Linked DNA regions of Homo sapiens: regions 1 and 2 are each linked to region 3. The links are chromatin contacts, found by Hi-C or POLR2A ChIA-PET in ENCODE. All regions are on one chromosome and are shown on one strand. Each heading gives the region's core, a stretch centred on a gene start or an enhancer-like site at or near the end of the contact. The rest is flanking DNA. Distances are from core to core; before and after follow the strand shown.

What was found. A loop is a pair of places that touch in the nucleus more often than their neighbours do. ChIA-PET counts read pairs that join two places held with the same protein, here RNA polymerase II (POLR2A). Pooled maps may share reads with other maps.
Region 1: a pooled map shows a loop between it and region 3 (6-fold over the local background). The contact joins two enhancer-like sites. A Hi-C loop is called at or near these places in 5 of 37 single-sample maps with no recorded cell type and 5 of 50 pooled maps. POLR2A ChIA-PET finds 5 or more read pairs at or near these places in 5 of 52 experiments (BJ, GM10248, GM12878 and 2 more).
Region 2: a pooled map shows a loop between it and region 3 (2.7-fold over the local background). The contact joins two enhancer-like sites. A Hi-C loop is called at or near these places in 2 of 50 pooled maps. POLR2A ChIA-PET finds 5 or more read pairs at or near these places in 3 of 52 experiments (CD4-positive, alpha-beta memory T cell, GM12878 and HCT116).

The regions. Positions count from the first base shown.
Region 1 is chr2:37,651,928-37,655,847 of GRCh38, forward strand. All of the region lies in intron 1 of CDC42EP3 (CDC42 effector protein 3), which reads right to left. Among named protein-coding and RNA genes, the nearest start is that of CDC42EP3, 18 kb to the right of the region's middle. RefSeq lists enhancers at 333-522, 2,145-2,354, 3,022-3,081. Within about 2 kb of position 2,289, at least 25 of the 41 ENCODE cell types and tissues checked have a DNase peak (open chromatin) inside an H3K27ac peak, as active enhancers do; they include GM12878, where a contact is called at or near this core.
Region 2 is chr2:37,598,148-37,602,092 of GRCh38, forward strand. The region is part of intron 1 of LINC03063 (long intergenic non-protein coding RNA 3063); the gene reads left to right. Among named protein-coding and RNA genes, the nearest start is that of LINC03063, 38 kb to the left of the region's middle. RefSeq lists an enhancer at 2,589-2,678. Within about 2 kb of position 1,689, at least 5 of the 41 ENCODE cell types and tissues checked have a DNase peak (open chromatin) inside an H3K27ac peak, as active enhancers do.
Region 3 is chr2:37,850,524-37,854,289 of GRCh38, forward strand. The region is part of intron 2 of PIRAT1 (PU.1 (SPI1) induced regulator of S100A8 and S100A9 alarmin transcription 1); the gene reads right to left. Among named protein-coding and RNA genes, the nearest start is that of PIRAT1, 23 kb to the right of the region's middle. RefSeq lists a silencer at 3,161-3,210. Within about 2 kb of position 1,493, at least 6 of the 41 ENCODE cell types and tissues checked have a DNase peak (open chromatin) inside an H3K27ac peak, as active enhancers do; they include GM12878, where a contact is called at or near this core.

The sequences.
Region 1 (3,920 bases), core at 1,039-3,538, 200 kb before region 3:
CACTTTGGGAGGCCGAGGCGGGCAGATCACAAGATCAGGAGATAAAGACCATCCTGGCTAACACGGTGAAACCCCGTCTCTACTAAAAATACAAAAAATTAGCCGGGCCTGGTGGCAGGCGCCTGTAGTCCCAGCTACTTGGGAGGCTGAGGCAGGAGAATGGCATGAACCCGGGAGGCGGAGCTTGCAGTGAGCCAAGATCGTGCCACTGCACTCCAGCCTGGGTGACAGAGCAAGACTCCCTCTCAAAAAAAAAAAAAAAAAAAAAAAAAAAGAAAATAGAAGACACCTGGGTTCCAGGAGACTGCTGGTGAATGACCAACACATCAGAACAGTCAGCATGAGTCAGGGGAACCCCAGGGCTTTGCGTTCTGCCCAGAAGGAAGAAGGATCTGCTTGGAGGAAGGGATGCTGGGAAAAGAGAAAAGGAGGAGCTAAACAGGAAAGGCTTACAGGCCGGAAGCGAATTACCAGACTACAACTAGGGAGCGGGCCCTCCTGGGTGTTCCACAACCCAGATGAGAGAATTTTAGCTTTCTGTCTCAGTCAAAACTCTCAACACCAGCATTAACCTGTGGGCACTGAGCCATCTGAGGGTGCTGAGCACATTCACTCGTGTCTGTCCTTTCCTCATCTTGAACCCCTTTCCTGCAACCAAGGGTCAAGTCATGTGGTCACCCAGGCTGGAGTGCAGTGGCATGATCACAGCTCACTGCAGCATCGAAACCCTGGGCTCAAGCCATCCTCCTGCCCCAGCATCCTGAGTAGCTGAGACTACAGGTGCACAACACCATTCCCAGCTAATTAAAAACAATTTTTTTTTTTTTTAGAACAAGGGGTCTTGCCATGTTGCCCAGGCTGGTCTTGAACTCCTGGCCTCAAGTGATCCTCCTGCCTCAGCTTCCCGAGCAGCTAGGCTTACAGATGAGCCTCACCATGCCTGGCTCTCTAGTTTTCTTGCATTTCTCTACTCCCACTATCTTACCTAAATCTTAAAAGACAGACAAAGGTTCTTATAGTTAGCCCTTTCTCAAAAACCTTGACCCTGAAATTTGAACTTCCCACAATTATTCCTGGTTTCTTTCTAGTTCCACAAACTTTCTCCTAGTTCTTGGATCATGGTTTGTTCCTCTTTCCCTTCATAGATAACACTGGAGATAACATTCATCTCAGAAGTTAGATTCCTTTAAAAACAAATGCTCTAGTTCCTGGGGCACTAGAGAGAAAAGATTTGCCAACAAAAGGGTCCAGCTTGCCAGTCAGTCATGTGGCAGGTCAGAGAGAACACATGTGGCAGGCAGACAGGTGGGCACAGTGCTGCTGAGAACGGACATGCTCCCTTACAGGTTGTGTGAGAAATCCAAGAGTTTCAATACACAAAAGGACCGGAGAGGAAGCTACGGCCCTGGTTTTTATAAGGAAGGAAGAGAGCCGGGTTGCACTAGGCTAGACAATTCTAGTTTCTTGTGACTGACTGAAGCGTAAATGACAGTGATAATGATAGAAATAATCACAGCAGTAATAAATAATTTGGTTAAGAAAAAAACTGAAGCGGTGCTTTGCTTCATTTCTTACCATCTTTTTGGCAAACAGAATGATGCTGAAAATATCAAAACAGGGCAGCAGCCAGGAGGAAGGGAAAATCAAGCGGTTTTAAAAAATGACAGACAGAAAAATCAGCTCCTAAGTTACTTAGAGTTGATGCACTGGCAACTTACAGGACTCTGAAAAGAACCAAGGAGTTGGGATATTTTTAAAATTCCATTTATTTTAAAGGAATGTTTGGTTTGCCTACTAATTGTTTTTAGATTAATTCTTAGTGGAGAGAAAAAGTAAAAAAAAAAAAAAATTGCATCCTGCAAAACAGGTTGCAGTGTTAATTTAAAACACACATGTATAAAAATGGGCAGGTGGGTTGAGGGGTGCTACTGCCCCCAGGGACCTGCGGCTCTGTTCTTTTCTCCTCCTTGCAGGAAGTGAGCCTGCATCCGACTTCCCCTTTCTGGCTCGGTTGTCACATCCTTCAGGGACATTCCAGCTTCTGATCACTTTTCGCTTTGCCTCAGCACAGTCGCACTATGCGGCCAGTCACGGCACCACTGCACTACTGCACCATCTGAGCCCCATGCCAGAGTATCCAGCGACTCCTCCTGCATGTTGGAACCAACAGTCCTAGGGGAGGATGATGACTCGGCCAAGTACCCTCCGCCGCCTCCCTACCCCCAACCATCTGTGGGCTATGTCTCTCTGCTGCCAACCAGAAGATAATAATTCCACTGTGCCAAGCGCCCAGAACATGATCCTAGGCTCCACATTTAGAAGGGATAAAGGCTACCTGGAACATGTCCCCGCATGTTCAGAGGGAGGCAAATGGGAGGAAGTGAAGGAGCTCGATTAGGACATGTGAGAAGAGGCTGAAGGAATAGAGCAGCTTAAAGAGAACTCATAGAAAGAGAAAACTAATCTTAAGGGATCTGAAGGATTCATTTAATTGTAATGAAAAGGAATTAACTTGTTCTGGGAGGCCCTAGAGCTACCAAGCAGAAACTACAAGGAAAGATTTTGGCTCCTCCAAGTAACAGCTCAGGTTTCTCAAAAGATGGAATGGGCTGGGGTGGGGAGGGGACAGCAAGTATGGCCATGGGATGAAGCTCTCACAGAGGGGAGGGCGGTTACCCTGCGCCTCCCTGACAGTGCGTGAAGGGAGGTGTTCACGTTCCCATTTATTCTGAGTTTCCTGTATGGGAACACGATCACTGCCAATTTCCTTGTAGTCCCATGTCACTTTTCCATAGAAAAACGCACACGGACTTTCCCTTGAAGAAGCTTTCTCTTTGAACACGGCAGTCTTCTTACTAATATAGAAATGACCAGCCAATCTTTGGGATCAGAAACACTAAAATATTACTACAATGTGGACGCTCATGTCAATCCTTTTACAAACCTCTGTAGGAGTGCTTCTCTGAATAATTTTAAAATTGAAGGGGAAAAAAACCCCATAGTGTTAGATTTTCATTTAAGTTCAATGCTGAATTTCTAAGGCGGAAATCAGTGTAACCAGAAGCACCCAGTAACCCGAAGGGGATGCTTTTCATATTTTCAGTCTGTTTAACTCCACCCATTTGAGAAGATAAGAAGATGCCTTTTCTATTTTTAGATTCTTACCCTCTCCCCATATCATCTAAACTGAGGACATAGCTCTAAGCTTCAAGACTATGAAACTCTATTAGCTGGCTCCCCAGCTGCTGAGCTCTGTTATGCAAATGAACTTAGCCAGAACGAGCAGGCGGTATTTTAAAGACCCATTCAAAGTCTGATACATCTCACCTTCCATTATTTTAAAGGACTTTCATTTGTGATTCAGCTACAGCTTGAATTTATTGTTCTTTTACAACCCTGATTATATACAGACCCACAAATACCATATGTGAGACTCAGTGCTAATTTGTGTACACGTCTCATTTTTATGGGATCTAATTTGAAAGATCTCTTAGAAGCAAAATTGGAAGACAGAAGGTCCACCTCACATAGCACCAAGTCTGCACTTTTGAACAGAGGCCATTAGGACCTTTTTTCCTATAAAAATGAGTTACTGGGGAAGACTCAATGTGGACATAGAACTCTGGCAGTTACAACAAGGCAGGAGGAGGGCAAGTCCTCTCATGCCTGGTTCATTTATCAGGACGTGTTGTACATGGCACCAGGGCTGGTCAGAAGCACCCAGGCAGGCACTCTAGTTTCATGGATGTGAATCTCTGATAAGGCCATTGCTGTGAACTGCTCACGTGTTTCCATAACTAATGGATCTGACTTGGTCTGTGATGCTGCAAGGACAATATCAATACAGGAAGAGAACTTGACTCTGAAGTTTTCAGCAGTATTCAGCCAGGATATTCATTCTAATCTCTGCTCAAAAGCAA
Region 2 (3,945 bases), core at 439-2,938, 250 kb before region 3:
GGCATTTATCCCATTTACATTTAAGGTTAATATTGTTATGTGTGAATTTGATCCTGTCATTATGATGTTTGCTGGTTATTTTGCCCATTAATTGATGCAGTTTCTTTATAGCATTGATGGTCTTTACAATTTGGCATGTTTTTGCAGTGGCTGGTACCGGTTGTTCCTTTCCATGTTTAGTGCTTCCTTCAGGAGCTCTTGTAAGGCAAGCCTGGTGGTGACAAAATCTCTCAGCATTTGCTTGTCTGTAAAGGATTTTATTTCTCCTTCACTTATGAAGCTTAGTTTGGCTGGATATGAAATTCTGGGTTGAAAAGTCTTTTCTTTAAGAAGGTTGAATATTGGCCTCCACTCTATTTTGGCTTGTAGGGTTTCTGCTGAGAGGTCTGCTGTTAGTCTGATGGGCTCCCTTTGTAGGTAACCCGACCTTTCTCTCTGTCTGCCCTTAACATTTTTTCCTTCATTTCAACTTTGGTGAATCTGACAATTATGTGTCTTGGGGTTGCTCTTCTCGAGGAGTATCTTTGTGGCGTTCTCTGTATTTCCTGAATTTGAATGTTGGCCTGCCTTTCTAGGTTGGGGAAGTTCTCCTGTTTAATATCCCGCAGAGAGTTTTCCAACTTGGTTCCATTCTCCCCATCACTTTCAGGTACACCAATCAAACGTAGATTTGGTCTTTTCACATAGTCCCATATTTCTTGGAGGCTTTGTTCATTTCTTTTTACTCTTTTTTCTCTAACCTTGTCTTCTCACTTCATTTCATTAATTTGATCTTCAGTCACAGATACCCTTTCTTCCACTTGATCGAATCGGCTTTTGAAGCTTGTGCATGCATCACAAAGTTCTCGTGCCATGGTTTTCAGCTCCATCAGGTCATTTAAGGTCTTCTCTACACTGTTTATTTTAGTTAGCAATTCGTTAACCTTTTTTCAGGTTTTTAGCTTCCTTGCGATGGATTCGAACCTGCTCCTTTAGCTCAGAGAAGTTTGTTATTACCGACCTTCTGAGGCCTACTTAGGTGAACTCGTCAAAGTCATTCTCCATCCAGCTTTGTTCCATTGCTGGAAAGGAGCTGCGATCCTTTGCAGGAGAAGAGGCACTCTAGGTTTTAGAATTTTCAGCTTTTCTGCTCTGGTTTCTCTCCATCTTTGTGGTTTTATCTACCTTTGGTCTTTGATGTTGGGGACCTACAGATCAGGTTTTGGTGTGGATGTCCTTTTTGTTGATGTTGATGCTATACCTTTCTGTTTGTTAGTTTTCCTTCTAACAGTCAGGTCCCTCAGCTGCAGGTCTGTTGGAATTTGCTAGAGGTCCACTCCAGACCCTGTTTGCCTGGGTATCACCAGTGGAGGCTGCAGAACAGCAAATATTGCAGAACAGAAAATATTGCTGGCCTGATCCTTCCTCTGGAAGCTTCATCCCAGAGGGGCACCCGCCTATATGAGGTATCTCTTGGCCCCTACTGGGAAGTGTCTCCCAGTTAGGCTACACGGGAGTCAGGGACCCACTTGAGGAGGCAGTTTGTCCATTCTCAGAGCTCAAACACCATCCTGGGAGAACCATCGCAGTCTTCAGAGCTGTCAGACTCGGGCATTTAAGTCTGTAGAAGTTGTCTGCTGCCTTTTGTTCAGCTATGCCCTGACCACAGAGGTGGAGTCTATAGAGGTGTTAGGCCTTGCTGAGATGCGGTGGGCTCCACCCAGTTTGAGCTTCCTGGCTGCTTTGTTTACCTACTCAAGCCTCAGCAATCGCAGACGTCCCTTCCCCAGCCAGGCTGCCACCTCGCAGTTCAATCTCAGACTGCTGTGCTAGCAGTGGGGAAGGCTCCGTGGGCATGGAAACTGCCGAGCCAGGCACAGTAGAGAATCACCTTGTCTGCCGGTTGCTAAGACCTTTGGAAAAGTGCAGTATTTGGGTGAGAGTGTCCTATTTTTCCAGGTACAGTCTGTCACGTCTTCCCTTGGCTAGGAAAGGGAAATCCCCCGACCCCTTACACTTTCCGGGTGAGGCAACGCCCCACTCTGCTTCAGCTCACCCTCCATGGGCTGCACTCACCTTCCAACCAGTCTCAATGAGATGAACCAGGTACCTCAGTTGGAAATGCAGAAATCACCCGTCTTCTGCGTCAATCACGCTGAGAACTGCAGACCAGAGCTGTTCCTATTTGGCCATCTTGGAACCGGTCTGAGTCTGTTTTAGCCAGATCAAGTACTTGGTAAGTTATTCTACAGTGTGAAGCAGTTTTCCTTTGGGTACTTGGTGTTTCATTATTATTTAGTTCTTTGTCCTTCCTTTTCTCTCTTTCTTCCTTATCACATAAAATGTATATAATTGCCTGCCATATCAATACTTCTTTTTTTAAAGTTTGGGTGGTTCTGTCTAGGCATTCTATTTGCTCTGATGTACAGAGGGTTATTTCTTGATTTTTTAAAACATTATATATGACAATTTTGTTTGCTCCTCAGAGCTATAGGTTGGTGCCTGAGTATCCTTGTGTTCTACTCATTCTTTTACACACCAAGAGAATAGTAACAGAAGGAGAAAGCTCAGCTGTGTTAGGTTATTTCCACTCTTTGTTAAAGAATTGAGCCCTGCTCATTTTCTGGAACTTTGTTGATGGTCCTGTGTCAAGACCTACTTGAGGGATATTTTCCTTTCTTGTGGAAATGTAGCCTTGGCTCCTTAGACCATAGAGCTGTGGAGCTTTCTTTTCTGTAGGGTCAGTCCCTATTTCATTCTCTTTTCCCCACCAGTATCTTCTCCCCCAGTTCCTCATTTGGAAGGAAAAAGATAATGACTCAGTTAATTTCTTTTGAGGTTTCAGTTCATCAATTCAGAAGTACAACTTCCGGGGGTTTGGGCACAAGTAAAAGCAAGGCTGTGCACCCTCTCTGTTTCATTTCACAGTCTTCAGTATCTTTCCTTATTTTCCAGTTTTTGGAGTTTATGCATTAAGCATCCCCCCTTTTCCTGTTTTGTGGCTGCTAGTGACTTCTCCTCTAGCTTTTAGGTTTTATAATTTTTAAAAATTCCCCTCTCTTCCATGTTGTTAGATACTGGAAAGGGAAATACTGTGACTCGGTTTTAATCTGCAATCTTAAAGTGAAGGCAGGATATGCCAAAAATTATATTCAAGAAATACAACAGATAATTTAGTTGTAAATTCCATATCATAACCAGTTAAAAGGGAGGGAGTTGGAACGAGAAATATGATGAGAATTTGAGAGACTATAATAAAAAAATCAAGAGAATAAAAGAATAACAGAGAAGAGAGTGAAATAATTTAAAAAGAGGAAAATTCAGTTGGTTCTGATGATGCTTTGGTTGGTAGTATCATCTTTTTAGACTGAGGGCATTGGTGTTGGTAATGCATTATCACTGTGCTTTGAAAATCTGGTAGGCTTTTCAACTTTTGAAAAACGATCCTTCCTGTTCTGGGAAATAATTTGGTTGTTTTTATTCTAAAACTTTAAAGTTTATGTTTGAAATAAAGTCTTATTTTTCTATGTAACCTTGAAATCTTTACAGATGTTTGAAGCAGTGACTTGGATTTTAAAATTTATTTTGTAATCTGAGATTCATTGACCGATGTGCCAACTATTCTGAAAGTTCCTGCTCTCCTGTATCACAGACTGTAGCATTAGAGAGTACTAAGAAAGCAGTGAACAGCTAAACATTGGGAGGGAGGAAATGGTTAGGGTGGTAATGGAATCAGAATCAGGGAGAGAAGTGGGATCAGATACTGGGTGCAGGGAAAAGGTGGGGTTGGGGACCCAAATGGCTTGAAAACATCTACTAAGGGATTTTATGGAAACTGCACAAAGAAGAAAGTCAAGTGTCTAGGTAAAAGTCAGCAGCCAGTAGAGCCACAGAGAACAAGAAAAATGTGGACTGAAAATCCGTGCGTATTAAGAAGGAGTGAAACCTGAGATGGCTTGTTTTCTG
Region 3 (3,766 bases), core at 243-2,742:
ACCAAGAGGTAGCACATTTTCTGTGGGTCAAACAACAGAAGAGGAGACTGAGCCAAGACAATCTGCCCACCACTGACAAACAGGCAAACACACAGGTAACTCCTTCCTCTATCACCTGCCCCAGGCACCAACATCAGTGTTGCTAGGCCTAAGACATAGATAGGATGGAGAGAGATGAGACCAACACTGTAACAATCAGACAAGACTACAAATCACTGAGTCATGCTAAATGTATTTGATGCACTGAGATACCTTTTTATTTATTTTATTTTATTTTTTATTTATTTATTTAATTTTTGAGACAGAGTCTTGCTCTGTTGCCCAGGCTGGAGTGCAGTGGCGCAATCTTAGCTCACTGCAATCGCCGCCTCCTGGGTTCAAGCAATTCTCCTGCCTCAGCATTCCAAGTAGCTGGATTACAGGCAACTGCCACCACGTCTGGCTAATTTTTGTATTTTTATTAGAGATGGGGTTCCACCATGTTGGCCAGGCTTGTCTTCAGCTCCTGACCTAAAATGACCCACCCCCCTCGGCCTCCCAAAGTGCTGGGATTACAGGCGTGAGCCACTGCGCCTGAGATACTGTTAAAACTCAGTTTTACATTTTCCCCTCCAGCTAGTGTGTCTAAGGTAGACACTGGTCAAAACTGTTGATATTCATTATTTGGAAATATAAAAGCAGTCGGTGCTTGTCTTTTCCTGATGTGGCGCATTTCTCAACCAAGCCTGCCTGTTATACTCTCTGTACAACCCTGGCCAAATTCTTTAACCTCCTGAACTGCCTTCCTATTCTGAAGATCAACCCATCTCACAGCACTGCAGGTTAAGAAAGCTCCTGCACAAAACCCTTAAATGTTAGTTCCCTGGCACCGAGAAGTAGGTGGGAAGTTGGCTTAGCCAGAGAAGTAGTAAATTATCTATTCTACCCTTTTGTAGACATTAACTACATTGCTAGAGAAAGAGAACATGCCCTCTTGTTCTTTTTCCTCCTACCGGTCACAGCTTAAATGTCACTTTCTCAGGGAGGTCTGTCTTGGCCACCCTACCCAAAGAAGGTGGTGTCCTGTTTTATTCTTTAGTACATTTCCTGTTATTTCCTCCGCAGTCCTAATCAGGACGTGAGCTTAGTAATTAACTTACTTGTCAAGTTGTTTCTTATCTCCATGCTGCCCCTGTTACATTACCCGAGGTCAGGCCCCTCTCTGTTTTCTCCCTCTTGTATTTCCAGTGCCTTTAAATTTGTACCACTTAAATGTGGTAAATCTTGTTCCTGAAGGTTCCAGGGCCTTGACTTGCATGTTCTTTTCCCTTATTTAAAGAATCTGAAATAAATTATCTACTTAGTTTGGTCCTTCCTGTGGCTGTTTGCTTGCTTTGGCAGAGTGAAAGTGAAATGTATTTTAATTTTTTTTTAACTTTACAGAAGCCATTAATATAAACCACAGAAATGGTGAGTTTCAATACCTGAAGTTCTGTGAATAATTACTGGGTGGAGCTATTCACACAGGCAATTTTCTGCTTTCCCCATGAGATAAAACCCCAAAAATGTGTTACTATAGCAGCCTGTTTCCTTACTGAGACAGAAACAAAGCAACCTATGAATTAACGTCAACCATTCCCCTGTACTGTGTATCCTCCCAGTTCTTAGTCTCAATGTGCCAGCAGATACACCAAATGTTGGGTTAGTGAAATGTCTGACACCTACACATGTGGAATAAAACGTGCATGTACACAAACTATAATTTAGCAGTATCAGTAGTAACTGCAAACTGAAAAAACAAAAAGGAAGTTGCATTTAAACATAGTGGTGGGCAGTCACCTCAACAGCATTGGGAAAGGGCTGTGCCCTAATTTGGGAAAATTTTCTCATTTTCCTGTTGACTTTGGCCCAGCAAAACGAATGGATTCCATTGGGATGCTCCCTGGTGAAAATCCTACCATCCTGAGCAAATTCAATGGCCAGCTCATGTCCAGTTCCTGTCATTAGTCAGGTTTCACATGAACAAGTGTGGTTTTCCAGAGCTAAGTACTTTCCACAGACAAAGCACCATAAAGCCACTTCTGTGACAGTGAAGTGAAGGCAGTGACATGTGGAACCCTTGTGGAATCTAGAGAAAGGGCTCAGAAAGCCCCCTATGCACCCATGGCTGGGCTCCCAAGAGGCCCCATCTAGTCCAAGATGGTTTCTCAGAAGCACTGAATCCAGAAGGCCATTTAGTAAGCAAAGTCATTTCTCATGGCATTGGTCCCTTTAGAAGCATCCTCCAGGTATGTCCAATGGGAGAGGACATGGTGGGACTGACTTAGAGAGACCCAAGTAGAAACTGCCTTTGGGCGGGGTCCAGTGGCTCCAGCCTGTAATCCCAACACTTTGGGAGGCCAAGGTGGGAGGATCACTTAGGCCCAAGAGTTCAAGGCCAGCCTGGCCAACATAGTGAGAACTTGTCTCTACAAAAATTTTTTTAAAAAGTTAGCCAGGTGTGGTGGCACATGTCTGTGACCCCAGCCACTCAGGAGGCTGAGGCAGGAGGATCGCTTGAGCCCAGGAGGTCGAGGCTACAGTGATCTGAGATCATGCCACTGCCCTTCAGCCTGGGTGACAGAGCGAGACCTCCATCTCTAAAACGCAAACAAACAGACAAACAAAAAACCCAAACCTGCCTCTGAAGAGCAGATCTTTGCTCCTCAAAGTGAGCCAGGACCCACAGCATTACATTTCTGATGCAAAGCCGCAGGCCCACGCCAGACCTGCCGACTGAGAAACTGCATGTTCACAAAAACCCACAAGAGTCATGAGCCTAGTGAAAGATGAGGCACACTTGCTGATTTTGTAGATGCTCAAAATAAACTTTGTAGAAAAATAGGCCTGGCAAATATGAGCTCATGGAGGAGAGGAATGGTGCTTTACTCTTTTTTTTTTTTTTTTTTTTGAGAGGAGTCTCCCTCTGTTGCCCAGGCTGGAGTGCAGTGGCGCAATCTTGGCTCACTGCAAGCTCCGCCTCCTGGGTTCACGCCATTCTCCTGCCTCAGCCTCCTGAGTAGCTGGGACTACAGGTGCCTGCCACCACGCCTGGCTAATTTTTTCTATTTTTAGTAGAGATGGGGTTTCACCATGTTAACCAGGATAGTCTCGGTCTTCTGATCTCGTTATCAGCCCGCCTCTGCCTCCCAAAGTGCTGGGAGTACAGGCATGAGCCACCGCGCCCGGCCACTTTACTCATTTTTTAACTACCAGTGCCTGTAGAAAACTAAGCATATGAAATATGAGTTGAACAAATGAGTGGATAAAGTGAGGGATTACTGCACTGTGTGGACACTGTCCTGGGCCACACAGAGCCCCTTTTAGCCATTCATCTCATCTACCATCTCCGACTCCCCATGTCCCGTGACACAGGATATCCAAGGCCTGGGTTTTGAGTCCTGGTTCTACTTCTTCCAACATTGGGCAGGCCACCCTTGCTCTACACCTCAGTTTCCCCAGCTGGAGGTAAAATATAATAAAAACAAAACCAAACACTAGATTGGTGCAGGGCTATGATGGGCTAGCCATCCCGGCCCAGAGTGGGATCATTGTGAAGAGCTCCAGGACTGAGCCTGGGTGGTCTGTTGAGGCCATCGTGGGTTTGCATGCAGCTCAACTTCCTCCTCTGGCCACTCCCGCTTGCTTTCCCTCCCTTCAACAGGTGTTGATCAAAACATAATATAAAAGAAAACCTCCCCCCAAAACATCCTGGATGCTAAACTTCATCTCAGAGGCTGCTTCACTG